Regions from separate parts of the Homo sapiens genome. Here region 1 is linked to region 2. A link is an interaction called in ENCODE POLR2A ChIA-PET data of the cell type or tissue named here. Cell type or tissue: OCI-LY7. All regions are shown on one strand. Region 1 has its middle 8.3 kb from the start of SMARCA4. Region 2 overlaps KANK2 (KN motif and ankyrin repeat domains 2).

Region 1 (4,000 bases), 230 kb before region 2:
GAAAAAAGGTCTTCCTCTGTTGCCCAGGCTGGTCTTGAACTCCTGGGCTCAAGTGATCCCCCCACCCGGGCCTCCCAAAGTGCTGAGATTACAGATATGAGCCACCATGCCTAGCCTTATTTTATTTTTAACAGTAGCTCTCCTAATGGTGTGAGGTGGCTGCCACTTCTGAATTTTTTTTTTTTTTTTTGAGACAGAGTCTCGCTCTGTTGCCCAGGCTGGAGTGCAGTGGCACGATCTCAGCTCACTGCAGTTTCTGCCTCCTGGGTTCAAGCAATTCTCATGCCTCAGCCTCCCAAGTAGCTATAACCACATCTGGCTAATTTTTGAATTTCTAGTAGAGATGGGTTTTCACCATTTTGGCCAGGCTGGTCTCAAACTCCTTGCCTCAAGTCATCTGCCCCCGTAGGCTTCCTAAAGTTGTCACTTATGATTTTTTTTTTGAGACGGAGTCTCGCTCTGTCGCCAGGCTGGAGTGCAGTGGCGCGATCTTGGCTCACTGCAAGCTCAGCCTCCGCCTCTGCCTCAGCCTCCCAAATAGCTGGAACTACAGGCCCAAGCCACCACACCCAGCTAATTTTTGTATTTTTAGTAGAGATGGAGTTTCAGCATGTTGGCCAGAATAGTCTCGATCTCTTGACCTTGTGATCCATCTGCCTCGGCCTCCCAAAGTGCTGGGATTACAAGCATGAGCCACCGTGCCCAGCCTTTTCTTTTTTTTTTTTTGAGACGGAGTCTCTTTCTGTCGCCCAGGCTGGAGTGCAGTGGCACAATCTTGGCTCACTGCAAGCTCCGCCTCCCGGGTTCAGGCCATTCTCCTGCTTCAGCCTCCCCAGTAGCTGAGACTACAGGCGCCCGCCACCATGCCTGGCTAATTTTTTGTATTTTTAGTAGAGACGGGGTTTCACTGTGTTAGCCAGGATGGTCTCGATCTCCTGACCTCGTGATCCGCCCGCCTCTGCCTCCCAAAGTTCTGGCATTACAGGCGTGAACCACTGCGCCCGGCTAGCCTTTTTCTTTTTTAATTGAGATGGAGTTTAGCTCTTGTTGCCTAGGCTGGAGTGCAATGGCGCAATCTAGGCTCACTGCAACCTCTGCCTCCTGGGTTCAAGCAATTCTCCTGCCTCAGCCTCCTGAGTAGCTGGGATTACAGGCATCTGCCACCATGCCCAGCTAATTTATTTATTTTTAGTAAAGACGGGGTTTCTTCATGTTGGTCAGGCTGGTCTCAAGCTCCCGACCTCACGTGAGCCACCCGCCTTGGCTTCCCAAAGTGCTGGGATTACACACTTGAGCCACCGCGCGCCTGGCCGATTTTTTTTTTTTTTTTTTTGAGATGGAGTCCCATTTTGTCGCCCAGGCTGGAGTGCAATGGCACGACCTCGGCTCACTGCAACCTCTACTTCCCAGGTTCAAGCGATCCTCTTTCCTCAGCCTCCAGAATAGCTAGACTACAGGTGTGTGCCACCACATCTGGCTAATTTTTGTATTTTTTTTTTAGTAGAGGCGGGGTTTCACCATATTGGCCAGGCTGGTCTCACACTCCTGATCTTGTGATCTGTGTGCCTTGGCCTCCCAAAGTGCTGGGACTAGAGGCGTGAGCCACTGCACCCGGCCTACACTTACGATTTTTAAGAGGCTGTTGCTGTCTTCTGTTTTCAGAGAAGTGCATTTCAAGTTTACAAAATTGCCTAGCATGGTGGCTCATACCTTTAATCCCAGCACTTTGGGAGGCTGAGGTGAGAGGATTGCTTGAGCTCAGGAGATCAAGACCAGCCTGGGCAACATGGTGAAACTTCATCTCTACAAAAAATAAAAAAAATTAACCAGGTGTGGAGGTGCGCACCAGTAGCCCCAGCTACTCAGGAGGCTGAGGCGAGAGGATGGCTTGAGCTCTGGAGGTTGATGCTACAGTGAACCATGATTGTGCTACTGCACTCCAGCCTGGGTGTGACCAAGTGAGACCTTGCCTCAAAAAGTAACTAACTACCTACCTAATTAAATGTTTACAAAGTCACTAGAAGAATTTGTGTGCAGCCCCAGGGAAAAGTAATAGCTGGATAAGCCCAGAACAGCAAAATGCTTTTTCTGAGAGAAGCAGACCTGCTGAGGCCCAGACTCACTCTTCTCAGACTGAGAGCACATCTGCAGGTGATGTTTGGGAAACCCCGGCTTGGCTTGCCTTGGGACACTTCCAGTAGCTCCAGTTCAGGGTTGGAAAACCTGTTCTGCCACTGTCTTGTGGATGCCACTCCCAGGTTTATATATTTATTTATTTTTTGATGGACTTTCACTCAGTCACCCAGGCAGGAGCGGAGTGGCATAATCTCAGTCACTGCAACCTCCGCCTCCCAGGCTGGAGAGATTCTCCTGTCTCAGCCTCCCGAGTAAAACTGGGACCACAGGTGCCCGCCGCCAAGACTTGCTAATTTCTGTGTTTTTAGTAGAGACAGGGTTTTCCCATGTTGGCCAGGCTGGTTTCAAACTCCTGGCCTCAAGTGATCTGCCCGCCTCAGCCTCCCAAAGTGCTAGGATTACAGGAATGAGCCACCACGCCCAGCGCAATCTTAGGTGGATTTTCTCCATTTTACTTGTACTCGTGTGTGTGTGTGTGTGTGTGTGTGCGCGCGCGCGCGCGTGTGTAGTAAATTGTATACAATTTGCTTCCTATGTAGGTTTGCATATTCACGCCCACATTCAAAATACTGATCATGGCTGAGGCGAGTGGGTCACTTGAGGTCAGGAGTTTGAGATCCACCAGGCCAACATGGTAAAACTCAATCCCTACTAGAAATACAAAAATTAGCCGGGCGTGGTGGTGGGCTCCTGCAATCTCGGCTATTTGGGAGGCTGAGGCAGGAGAATTGCTTGAACCCAGGAGGTGGAGGTTGCAGTGAGCCAAGATTGCACCACTATACTCCAGCCTGGGAGACACAGCGAGACTCCATCTCAAAACAAATCAAATCAAAACAAAACAAAACAAAAAAATTTAATCAGATAGTATGTAACATTTTTGAGATTGGCTTCCCCTCCCCGGTTCCCGCCCAAAGCATAATTCCCTAGAGATTCATTCATCTCGCCTGGGTGCCGTGGTTCACGCCTGTAATCCCAGCACTTTGGGAGGCCGAGGCGGGCAGATCACGAGGTCAGGAGATTGAGACCATCCTGGCTAACACGGTGAAACCCCGTCTCTACTAAAAATACAAAAAATTAGCCAGGCGTGGTGGCAGGTGCCTGTAGTCCCAGCTACTCAGGAGGCTGAGGCAGGAGAATGGCGTGAACACAGGAGACAGAGCTTGCAGTGAGCCGAGATCCCGCTGCTGCACTCCAGCCTGGGCGACAGAGCAAGACTCCGTCTCAAATAAAAAAAAAAAAAAAGAGAGATTCATTCATCTCATCTGTTGTGCATCTCAATAGTTTATTCCTTTTTATTTATTTTTTTGAGACTGGGTCTTGCTCTGTGGCCCTGGCTGGAGTGCAGTGATGAAATCATGACTCACACAGCCTTGATCTCCTGGCCTCAAGTGATTCTCTCTCCTCAGCCTTCCGAGTAGCTGGGACTATAGGCATGTGCTGCCACGCCTCGCTTATTTTTAAAAGTTTTCTAGAGATACTGTCTCCCTATGTTGGCCAGGCTGGTCTAAAACTCTTGGGCTCAGGCGATCCTCCTACCTTGGCCTCCAAAAATGCTGGGAATACAGGCATGAGCCACCGCACCCAGTTTGGTGATTACTCTTGGTGGAGACCCAAAGTGCCATCATTCAGAGCCAGAATCTTAGAAGAGCTTAATAAATTCAACTTAAGATAAAACAATATAGCTAAAATAAAACACCTACAAAATTTCTAACAAATGTGGGCAGTCAGGTTTCCATATGTAGTTGGTAGAAGTGGGATGCTTAGTATAAACATGATGTGAAATGCTGGGGATTTCCTGAATTGTGTTAAAACCACAGCTACTGGATAAAATAAAGCTATTGCCCTGAGTTTCTGTCTTGGAAGA
Region 2 (4,000 bases):
CAGCGGAGGTGCTGTGAGAGTCCTTCAGGGCCAGACTCCGAACTGGCGCCATCCCGGTGCCCCGTCCCTCTTGGCGGCCACCCACCACTTACCGGTGCCCCCGGCCTCCTCGGACTCTTGGGAGGCTGCTTGCCTGGTGGGCTCCCTGTGGGTGGGCTCCTGGGTGGGCACTCGGCCTGTGCTCTTCTCAGGCTGTGTAAGGGAGGCTACCTCGGACCCCGGGGGTGACGAAGACGATTCGGCAGGAACTTCTGGGAGGCCTGGAGGGACAGGAAATGAGTGTCTGCTCTTGGTCATAAAAGCCAAACCACCACAGCCCTGCGGGTCATACACCCTGGGCCAGGAGCTGTAACAGGGCTGATTTTTGTGTTACCACATCCAGTCTTCCTGCCCCTTGGAGGGAAATCGGATTATTACAGATGAGGAAACTGAGGCACAGAGCTGCCAAGGTAACCCCTTGAGCAGGTGGCAGAATCCAGTTTGGTGCCTGCCCAGCAGCTAGTCAGGGACAGGGACAACCCTGTGGCCCCATATTCCTGGCTCGAGCCTGAGTGATCGCTAAAAATAAGGTTTGGCCGGGCACGGTGACTCATGCCTGTAATCCCAGCACTTTGGGAGGCTGAGGCGGGCGAATCCCCTGAGATCAGAAGTTCGAGACCAGCCTGGCTAACATGGTGAAATCCCGTCTCCACTAAAAATAGAAAAATTAGCCGGGCGTGGTGGTGCACACCTGTCGTTCCAGCCACTCAGGATGCTGAGGCAGGAGAATTGCTTGAACCCGGGAGGCGGAGGTTGCAGTGAGCAGAGATCACGCCAATGCACTCCAGCCTGGGCAACAGAGCAAGACCCTGCCTCTCAAAAAAAAAAAAAAATCAGAGATAAAAACACGTCTTGGTGGCCAGGCACAGTGGCTCATGCCTGTAATCCCAGTACTTTAGGAGGCTGAGGCGGGCAGATCACGAGGTCAGGAGTTCAAGACCAGCCTGGCCAACATGGTGAAACCCCATCTCTACTAAATATACAAAAATTAGCTGGGCGTGGTGGGGGGATGCCTGTAATCCCAGCTACTCAGGAGGCTGAGGCAGGAGAATTGCTTGAACCCGGGAGGCAGAGGTTGCAGTGAGCAGAGATCACACCACTGCACTCCAGCCTGGGTAACAGAGAGAGACTGTCCTGAAAATAAAAAATAAAAAAAAAAAACACATCCTGACTAAAAAAACGAAACGAAACAAAAGAAAACAAAAGACAACAAAAAACACCCACCCAGGTTGGTCTGAGGACAAAGGTGACTTCCTGGATGCTGAGGTCCTGGACTGCCAGCCAACAGCGTGGAATAAAAGTCCAGTTTCCTTTTTGTGTAGCCACCAATGTCTTGGAATCCACTCAGGTCCCCCTGGGCCACATATGGCTGCTTTGTAAGACAGGGTTTCACTCCCTTCACTGAAGCTTGAGTGCAGAGATGCGATCTTGGCTCACTGTAACCTGTGCCTCCCGGATTCAAGTGATTCTCCTGCCTCAGCCCCCTGAGCGGCAGGCAGTAAAGGCGCATGCCACTGTGCCCAGCTAATTTTCTGTAATGTTTGTAGAGATGGGGTTTCACTATATTGCCCAGGCTGGTCTTGAACTCCTGAGCTCAAGTGATCCGCCTTCCAAAGTGCTGGGATTACCTCCGGAGCAGCACCGCCCAGCCCATGCATGGTTTCTGTGTCAGCATTTCCTCGGGGGTTCCCCTTCCTGTCCCCCGGGGCGCCAACTCTGAAGACCAATTAATTTGAATTCCCTTTAATGGCTAAAAAGGTTGTTGGGGTTTTTTTCTTTGTGACAGGGTCTTGTTATATTGTCCAGGCTGCTCTAGAACTCCAGAGCGCAAGGGATCCTCCCACCTCAGCCTCTCGCATAGCTGGGATTATAGGCATGAGCCACTATGCCCAGCCTTAAATTTTTTTTTTTTGCCATATACAGTGACTTCCTGAGGCCCACAGGCAATATTCAACTTTAGTACAGAACGGTGACCAAATGCTGGACATAGGCAAAGAGTAACATAGACAGGGCCGGCTGCATGAGACACTCGGTCATCGGCATGGCCAACAGCATCCCCAGACCAGGGTGTGGCCAGCTCATACCACAGAAAACATAAAAACCATGCCAGAGCCAAGGCTTGAACTCATGAGTGGGGAACTGAGCGAGAGCAAACGCCAGTTGCTATGTCCCTCTATGATTTTTCTTTTTAAACTTGGCAATAAATTCACGTGAAACAAACAAACATACTGCATGGCCAGGAGACAGATTCACAATCTCAATCTCTGCCCAAAATGCAGGGCGCCTAACTTGAAATCCTGGAGAGGCCGGGCGCAGTAGCTCACGCTTGTAATCCCAGCACCTTGGGAGGCTGAGGTGGGTGGGTCACTTGAAGTCAGGAATTAAGAGACCAGCCTGGCCAACATGGCAAAACCCCGTCTCTACTAAAAATATAACAATTAGCCAGGCATGGTGGTAGACATTTGTGATCCCATCTATTTGGGAGGCTGAGGCAGGACAATCGCTTGAACCCGGAAGGCGGAGGTTGCAGTGAGCCGAGATCATGCCACTGCACTCCAGCCTGGGGGATAGAGCGAGACTCTTGTCTCCAAAAAAAAAAAAAAAAAAAAAAAAAAAATTCTGGGAGAGCCAAAAAATGAGGTGGAGCAATATTATGCTAAGTGAAAGAAGCCAGATGCAAAAGGGACAAAAACATTGCATGATTTGATTCACAGGAGTTCCCTAGAGTTGTCAAGATTTATTATTATTATTATTATTATTATTATTTGATACAGTCTTTCTCCATCGTCCAGGCTGGAGGGCAGTGGCGTGATCTCGGCTCACTGCAACCTCTGCCTCCCAGGTTCAAGTGATTCTCCTGCCTCAGCCTCCTGAATAGTTGGGATTACAGGAGCCAACCACCATGCCCGGCTAATTTTTGTATTTTTACTAGAGACAAGGTTTCACCATGTTGGCCAGGGTGATCTTGAACTCCTGACCTCAAGTGATCCATCTGCCTCCGCCTCCGAAAGTGCTGGGGTTACAGGTGGGAACCACTGCGCCCAGCCCTAGAATTATCAGATTTAAACAGACAGAAAATAGAATGGTGGGTGCCAGGGGCTGGGGGAAGGAGAATGGGAAGTGTGTTTAATGGGGACAGTTTCAGTTTGGAAAGATGAGAAAGTTCTAAAGATGGATGATGGTGACAGTTGCGCAACAGTGTGAATGGGCTGGACATAGTGGCTCACACCTATAATCCCAGGACTTTGGGAGGCTGAAGGGGGAGGATCACTTGAGCCCAGGAGTGTGAGACCAGCTTGGGCAACATAGGGAGATCCTATCCCCAACAAATACAAGAAAAAACAAACAAACAAAAAAATGATGCAAATGTACTTAATGCCACTGAATTACATACTCAAACATGGATAAGATGGTTAATTTTTTTTTTTTTTTTTTTGAGACGGAGTCTTGCTTTGTCATCCAGGTTGGAGTGCAGTGATGCGATCTTGGCTCACTGCAACCTCTGCCTCCTGGGTTCAAGCGATTCTCCTGCCTCAGCCTCCTGAGTAGCTGGGATTACAGGTGTGTGCCACCATGCCTGGCTAATTTATATTTTTAGTAGAGATGGGGTTTTGCCATGTTGGCCAGGCTGGTCTTGAACTCCCAATCTCCAGTGATCCACCCGCCTCAGCCTCCCAAAGTGCTGGGATTACAGGCTTAAGCCAACACGCCCGGCCAGATGCCAAATTTTATGTTCTATCTATGTTACCACAATATTGTAAATGGCGAAAAAATTTGAGAGGCTGAGGCAGGAGGATCGCTTGAGGCCAGGAGTTCAAGACCAGCCTGGGCAACATAGCAAGACTCTATCTCTGCAAAAAATTAAAAAGTTAGCCAGGTGTGGTGGAGTGCGCCTATAGTTCTAACTACTTGGGACTATACTTGGCTGAGATGAAAAGATTGCTTGAGCCCGGGAGTTTGA

What was found. Peaks named below come from ENCODE experiments on the same cell type or tissue, not always from the same donor. Only the 100,000 strongest peaks of a DNase experiment are listed, where the experiment ranks them.
Region 1: POLR2A ChIA-PET joins it to region 2 with 7 read pairs; 3 of 35 experiments call an interaction of 5 or more read pairs at or near these places.

What each region holds. Positions count from the first base shown.
Region 1 is chr19:10,950,773-10,954,772 of GRCh38, forward strand. No RefSeq gene overlaps it. Among named protein-coding and RNA genes, the nearest start is that of SMARCA4, 8.3 kb to the right of the region's middle. In OCI-LY7, no CTCF peak of the experiment used is centred here; no DNase peak of the experiment used is centred here; H3K4me3 peaks cover 1,033 bases; H3K27ac peaks cover 2,229 bases.
Region 2 is chr19:11,178,461-11,182,460 of GRCh38, forward strand. It overlaps KANK2 (KN motif and ankyrin repeat domains 2), which reads right to left. Exons shown (of 13, transcript NM_001136191.3): 5 at 93-260. Among named protein-coding and RNA genes, the nearest start is that of KANK2, 17 kb to the right of the region's middle. In OCI-LY7, no CTCF peak of the experiment used is centred here; DNase peaks (open chromatin) are centred at 1,451 and 1,721; H3K4me3 peaks cover 1,068 bases; H3K27ac peaks cover 1,784 bases.